2 separate regions of the Homo sapiens genome follow, and region 1 is linked to region 2. Evidence: read pairs that join two places in POLR2A ChIA-PET (ENCODE). Cell type or tissue: PC-9. All regions are shown on one strand. Links, peaks and the distances in the headings refer to the core of each region. The heading gives the core; the rest is flanking DNA. Region 1 overlaps SIPA1L3 (signal induced proliferation associated 1 like 3). Region 2 overlaps SIPA1L3 (signal induced proliferation associated 1 like 3).

Region 1 (2,910 bases), core at 266-2,765, 150 kb before region 2:
GGTTGCAGTGAGCCAAGATCGTTCTAATGCACTCCAGCCTGGGTGACAGAGCGAGACTGTCTCAAAAAAACAAAAAAACAAAAAAACCAATACTAACACTCACACCTGCCAGCTTCCTCCACGCCAGGTGAGCCCAGGGAGGCCTGCTGCCTCCCCGCCCACCTAGGGGGACACCCACGCTGGCGGAGCTCTGGGAAGCACTCGGCACAGAGGGAGGGCTCAGGATGTTTGGGGCAAAGCTGACCCACGGAACCCTCACCATGCTTCCAAGATAAGCGCAATTATTACCTTCACTCTACAGATGAGGAAACTGAGGTCGAGAGAGGCAAAGCCACCTGTCCAAGATCACGAAACTAGCAAATGGCATAATAACATGCTCGTTCCTCCTACAGCCTCCTTCAGCGGAGGAGCAGGGGAAGGTGATGATGGCCCCAGACACCTGCCTAACACCTCACTTCTCTCTCTAAGATTTGTCTCCTGATCTGGGCTTCTGTTTTGTTTTCTAGAAGAGCAAACCGAGTCTTGGCGAGGTGTGGGGAAGAGCAATGTCTGACTGAGCCATCTTGGGGCCTTCTCACTCCCAGCTGACGAAAACCCACTCCCAAGGACAGTGGTAGTCCATTCCCCAGGGAGCTGTGACACCTGTGAACATTACCCATCCACCCACCCAGCTACTTCTCATGAAACATTTCAATCCTATATATCATATACATATATATATTTTTTTCTTTCCTTTTTTTTTTTTTTTTTTTTGATATGGAGTCTCGCTGTATCGCCCAGGCTGGAGTGCGGTGGTGCGATCTCGGCTCATTGCAAGCTCCACCTTGCGGGTTCACGCCATTCTCCTGCCTCAGCCTCCAGAGTAGCTGGGACTACAGGCGCTCGCCTGTATTTTAGTAGAGACGGTGTTTCACCCTGTTAGCCAGGATGGTCTCGATCTCCTGACCTCATGATCCGCCCACCTTGGCCTCCCAAGTGCTAAGATTACAGGCGTGAACCACCGCGCCCGGCCCCTTTTTTTTTTTTGAGATGAAGTTTTGCTCTTGTTGCCCAGGCTCGAGTACAGTGGTGTGATCTCAGCTCACTGCAACCTCTGCCTCCCAGGCTCAAGCAATTCTCCTGCCTCAGCTTCCCAAGTAGCTGAGATTACAGGCATGTGCCACCACACCTGGTTACATTTTTGTATTTTTAGTAGAGACGGGGTTTCACTACGTTGGCCAGGCTGGTCTCGAACTCCTGCCCTCAGGTGATCCACCTGCCTCAGCCTCCCAAAGTGTTGAGATTACAGGCGTGGGCCATTGCGCCCAGCCCCATATATCATATATATTTATGTACACATACACATGATAAGCACAGAGACTGCTGCAACAAATACGTCCTATGTGATACCACCTTAAGAAAAAGACCACTACCCACACTCTAACGTGAGCACCGTTTCCTAGACACACCCACCTCTCCCCAGACAGCCAACCACTATCCTGCATATTGTCTCCAGTATTCCCTTGTTTTTTTTTTTTTTCTACTGATTGATTGAGACGGAGTCTTGCTCTGTTGCCCAGGCTGGAGTGCAATGGTGCGGTCTTGGCTCACTGCAACCTCTGCCTCCCGGGTTCAAGCGATTCGCCTCAGCCTCCCAAGTAGCTGGGATTATAGGCGTGAACCACCACGCCCAGCTAATTTTTTTGTATTTTTAGTAGAGATGGGGTTTCACCATTTTGGCCAGGCTGGTCTCGAACTCCTGACCTCAGGTGATCCACCCGCCTCGGCCTCACAAAGTGCTGGGATTACAGGCATGAGCCACCATGCCCGGCCTATTTATTCTTGAGATGGGGCCTTGCTTTGTCATCCGGGCTGGAGTGTAGTGGCATGATCATAGCTCACTGCAGTCTCAAACTCCCAGGCTCAAGCAATCCACCCGCCTCAGCCTCCCAAAGTGCTGGGATCACAGGCATGAGCCACCACGCTTGGCTCTGTTTTTCTTTAGAGTTCCACTGTGTAAGAGCATATCCACCAACAATATATTGCTGGGTTTTTGTTTTTGCTTTTTTTTTTTTTTTTTTTTCAGAGACAGGGTCTTGCTTTTTTGCCCAAGCTGGTCTTGAACACCTGGCCTAAAGCAATCCTCCTTCCTTGGCCTCCCAAAATGTTGGGATTACAGGTGTGAGTCATCCTGCTGGACCTTTTTGCCAGGTGTAGTGGCTCATGTGTGTAGTTCCAGCACTTTGGGAGGCCAAGGATCCCTGGAGGCCTTGTGTTTGAGACCAGTCTGGGTAACATAGCAAGACCTTGTCTCTATAAAAAATAATAATTGGCCAGGTGTGGTGGCTCACGCCTGTAATCTCAGCACTTTGGGAGGCCGAGGTGGGCAGATCACGAGGTCAGCAGTTCAAGACCAACCTGGCCAATATAGTAAATCCCCATCTCTACTAAAAATACAAAAACTAGCAGGGAGTGATGGCTCATGCCTGTAATCCCAGTTACTTGGGACGCTGAGGCAGGAGAACTCCTTGAACCTAGGAGGCGGAGGTTGCAGTGAGCTGAGATTGCGCCACTGCACTCCAGCCTAGGCAATAGAGGCAGACTGTTTCAAAAAAAAAAAAAAAAAGAAAAGAAAAGAAAAGAAAAAAATTGTTATGTAAAAGACATCATTCAGGTCCCACTCTTCTGAGGCTTGCTGTCTTTGCGCAGCACGAAGCATGTGGCTCTCTTCCACGCTGATGCCTGTGGTGCCAGTTCATCTCCTCTGGGTGAACACGGCGCAACTCTGCCAGTGTGCACTGGGTGCACCGAGGTGCCGGTGGTTAGGGATATTCAGTCCTCTCCTGCCATGCACGTGCACATTAGACAGAGTGCATACCTAGGAGTGCAGGAGCTGAGTCACAGAGCAGCGTCTCTTCAAACTGGACTTGA
Region 2 (2,910 bases), core at 267-2,766:
GTCAATTCAAAAGATTTCCTTTCATTCGAGTAAAAGGGCTTTCGCCCCTCCTTCACCTCAAGTAAGTTTGGCACGCATGCACACACATACACACACACACACATGAGGAATGCATTCACCTTAAATTACCTTGAACTAAGTCAGTGATTACCCTCTTGAATATTTCCCACTATTAGCAAAATTCCTCCTAAGAGCAGACTTTGTTCCGAATTGGTCATGAACTCTATCCAGCTCTTTCCAAAGTTACCTGGGGAGGTACACACTGGGTCAACCATTATCCTAATAAAGTGCACAGATCTGACCAAATTCCTCCTGAAACATGATGCGATACGCCAGGTTTAGCGGCCAGTGTGCAAGGCTGGGTCATGGGCAGGAAAGGAATGTTTTTTTCCAAAGAGGAAAAAAACTGCAGACTTAAACTCTACTTTCATTCATTTGAGAAGGATCCTGGGCCCCCTCTATGGATAGGATTGTAAGCTGAGAATGCGGGTTCACGCCATTCTCCTGCCTCAGCCTCCTGAGTAGCTGGGACTACAGGCCTCCGCCACCACGCCTGGCTAATTGTTTTTGTATTTTTAGTACAGACGGAGTTTCACCATGTTAGCCAGGATCTCCCGACCTTGTAATCCACCCACCTCGGCCTCCCAAAGTGCTGGGATTACAGGCGTGAGCCACCGTGCCCGGCCAAGAATCCTCTGTGCATACACACACTCTGAAGTGTATGCAATCACCCAGGATGGTGTTCAAAATGCAGATACCCAGGCCTCAGGCCCCAAACCAGAATCTCCAGCAATGTGGAACAGAGCTGCTGTATTTTAACAAGTTCCCCAGGCCAGTCTGTTGATCACATAAAGCTAAGAACCGCCACTCAGGAAAGTCTAGCAAAGTGGTTCTCAAATATCTGATTCATACAAATCATTTCTGGAGAATTATTTATTTATTTTTATATTTTATTTTATTTTTGAGACAGAGTCTCACTCTGTTCCTCAGGCTGGAGTGCAATGGCACGATCTTGGCTCACTGCAACCTTCACCACCCGGGTTCAAGGAATTCTCCTGCCTCAGCCCCCTGAGTAGCTGGGATTACAGGTGCCTGCCACCACACCTGGCTAGTTTTTGCATTTTTAGTAAAGACAGGGTTTCACCATGTTGGCCAGGCTGGTTTTGAACTCCTGGCCTCAAGTGATCTACCCACCTCGGCATCCCAAAGTGCTAGGATTACAGGCATGAGCCACTGCGCCTGGCAGAGAATTTTTTAAATTTAAATATAGATTCTAGGGTCCACTAAAATTACTGTATTACTTAGGACTCTTTCGGTTGCAAGTGGCAGAGACCCAATTCAAACTGACTTGAGGGGAAAAAGGGCCAATGTTTTGGCTCCCATTACTGAGAAGTTCAGTTACCCAAAGAATTTGTCTGTAATGAATTATTTCCATCTCCTTTCCACTCGACCCTCTGAGCAAAGATGGTCCCCAGGCCCCCAGCAGCATTAAGCTTACACTCTACAACTTGGCACCTCCATAGGAAGAAAGCTCCTCTTCTTTCCTGGGAGCTCCAGAGAAAGACCTGTCTTAATTCTGATTGGACTGACTCACCTCCTCCCTTCCTTGAACCAATCCCTATGGCAGGAAGATAAGGAATGACCTGAACTGCCCAGGCTACTCCTAAGGCATTTCTAAGTCCAAACCAGGTAGACCAGGACATTCCACAACAGTGGGGCTTTTTTTTTTTTTTTTTTTTTTTGAGACAGTCTTGCTCTGTCGCCAGGCTGGAGTGCAGTGGTGTGATCTCGGCTCACTGCAGCCTCCGCCTCCTGGGTTCAAGTGATTCCCCTGCCTCAGCCTCCCGAGTAGCTGGGACTACAGGCGCCCGCCACCATGCCCGGCTAATTTTTTGCATTTTAGTAGAGACGGGGTTTCACTGTGTTGGCCAGGATAGTCTCTATTTCCTGACCTCGTGATCCGCCCACCTCAGCCTCCCAAAGTGCTGGGATTACAGGTGTGAGCCGCTGCGCCTGGCCCGGGGCTTTTTTTAAGTTGTTTTTTTTCCCACTTCTGTTTCTAAAACTTCCTTCTAGAAAATGTGAAAAATATACAAAAGTTTAAAGAGGAAGATGAAAATAATCTGTAAAGAGGAAGATGAAAATAATCTGTAATCATCCTACCAACTAAAATTTTTAGATCTTCACACTCAAAGCTGTGCACATGAGCACTGGTCTCCTGATTAGAATCCTATTCTGTACAAAGGATGACACTGTGGTTGAGTCTTCATGACAATTCTCCCAAAACTGAAGATAAACATTGTAGTCATTTTCATGTTTGTTCAGCCAACACTGGTTTGCTTCCCTTTTCCAGTTAATTTGCTCTTGTTTGTAACCCCTCAAGATGTGGGTATTTCCTAAGAAGAATCTCTGGATCACAGTACAATTATAAAAATCAGAAAGTGACAGCCTTACGGTACTGTGATCTAACGGACAGACACAATTCCAGTTTCAAGGGCATATTCCAGATTCCCTGCCATATCCCCAGTGCCTGGGGTAAATAATAAATTGCACACAGCGGTCTCAGTAAGTGAACGGACGGGATGGAGGAAGAGCAGTTCCCAACAGGAAAACCCCAAAAGAATGGTGAATGGTTGTAGGGCGGCCAAACCAGCAGATGATCTTCCTCTCCACCTGCGGGAGCAGATGCTCCAGGAGTGAAGCCAGAGAATCCCAACTGTTACCAAGATTCCCCAGGTGATGCCAACCCACAGCCAGGTTTAAGAATCACCGTCTGGGGAATAGATATAACCAGACACAAACACAGCATTTCCCCAGAAGCTTCTTCCAGATCTGCCTTTCACAAGAGAAGAAGGAAAAGTGCCGCATGCCGGGGTACTGGGGACAGGCGGATCAGACCTGGGAGGGCTC

What was found. Peaks named below come from ENCODE experiments on the same cell type or tissue, not always from the same donor. Only the 100,000 strongest peaks of a DNase experiment are listed, where the experiment ranks them.
Region 1: POLR2A ChIA-PET joins it to region 2 with 15 read pairs; 3 of 35 experiments call an interaction of 5 or more read pairs at or near these places.

Annotation. Positions count from the first base shown.
Region 1 is chr19:38,101,745-38,104,654 of GRCh38, reverse strand. The region is part of intron 6 of SIPA1L3 (signal induced proliferation associated 1 like 3); the gene reads right to left. Among named protein-coding and RNA genes, the nearest start is that of SNORD152, 60 kb to the left of the region's middle. In PC-9, for the core only: no CTCF peak of the experiment used is centred there; no DNase peak of the experiment used is centred there.
Region 2 is chr19:37,950,726-37,953,635 of GRCh38, reverse strand. The region is part of intron 1 of SIPA1L3 (signal induced proliferation associated 1 like 3); the gene reads right to left. Among named protein-coding and RNA genes, the nearest start is that of SIPA1L3, 45 kb to the right of the region's middle. In PC-9, for the core only: no CTCF peak of the experiment used is centred there; a DNase peak (open chromatin) is centred at 1,635; H3K27ac peaks cover 413 bases.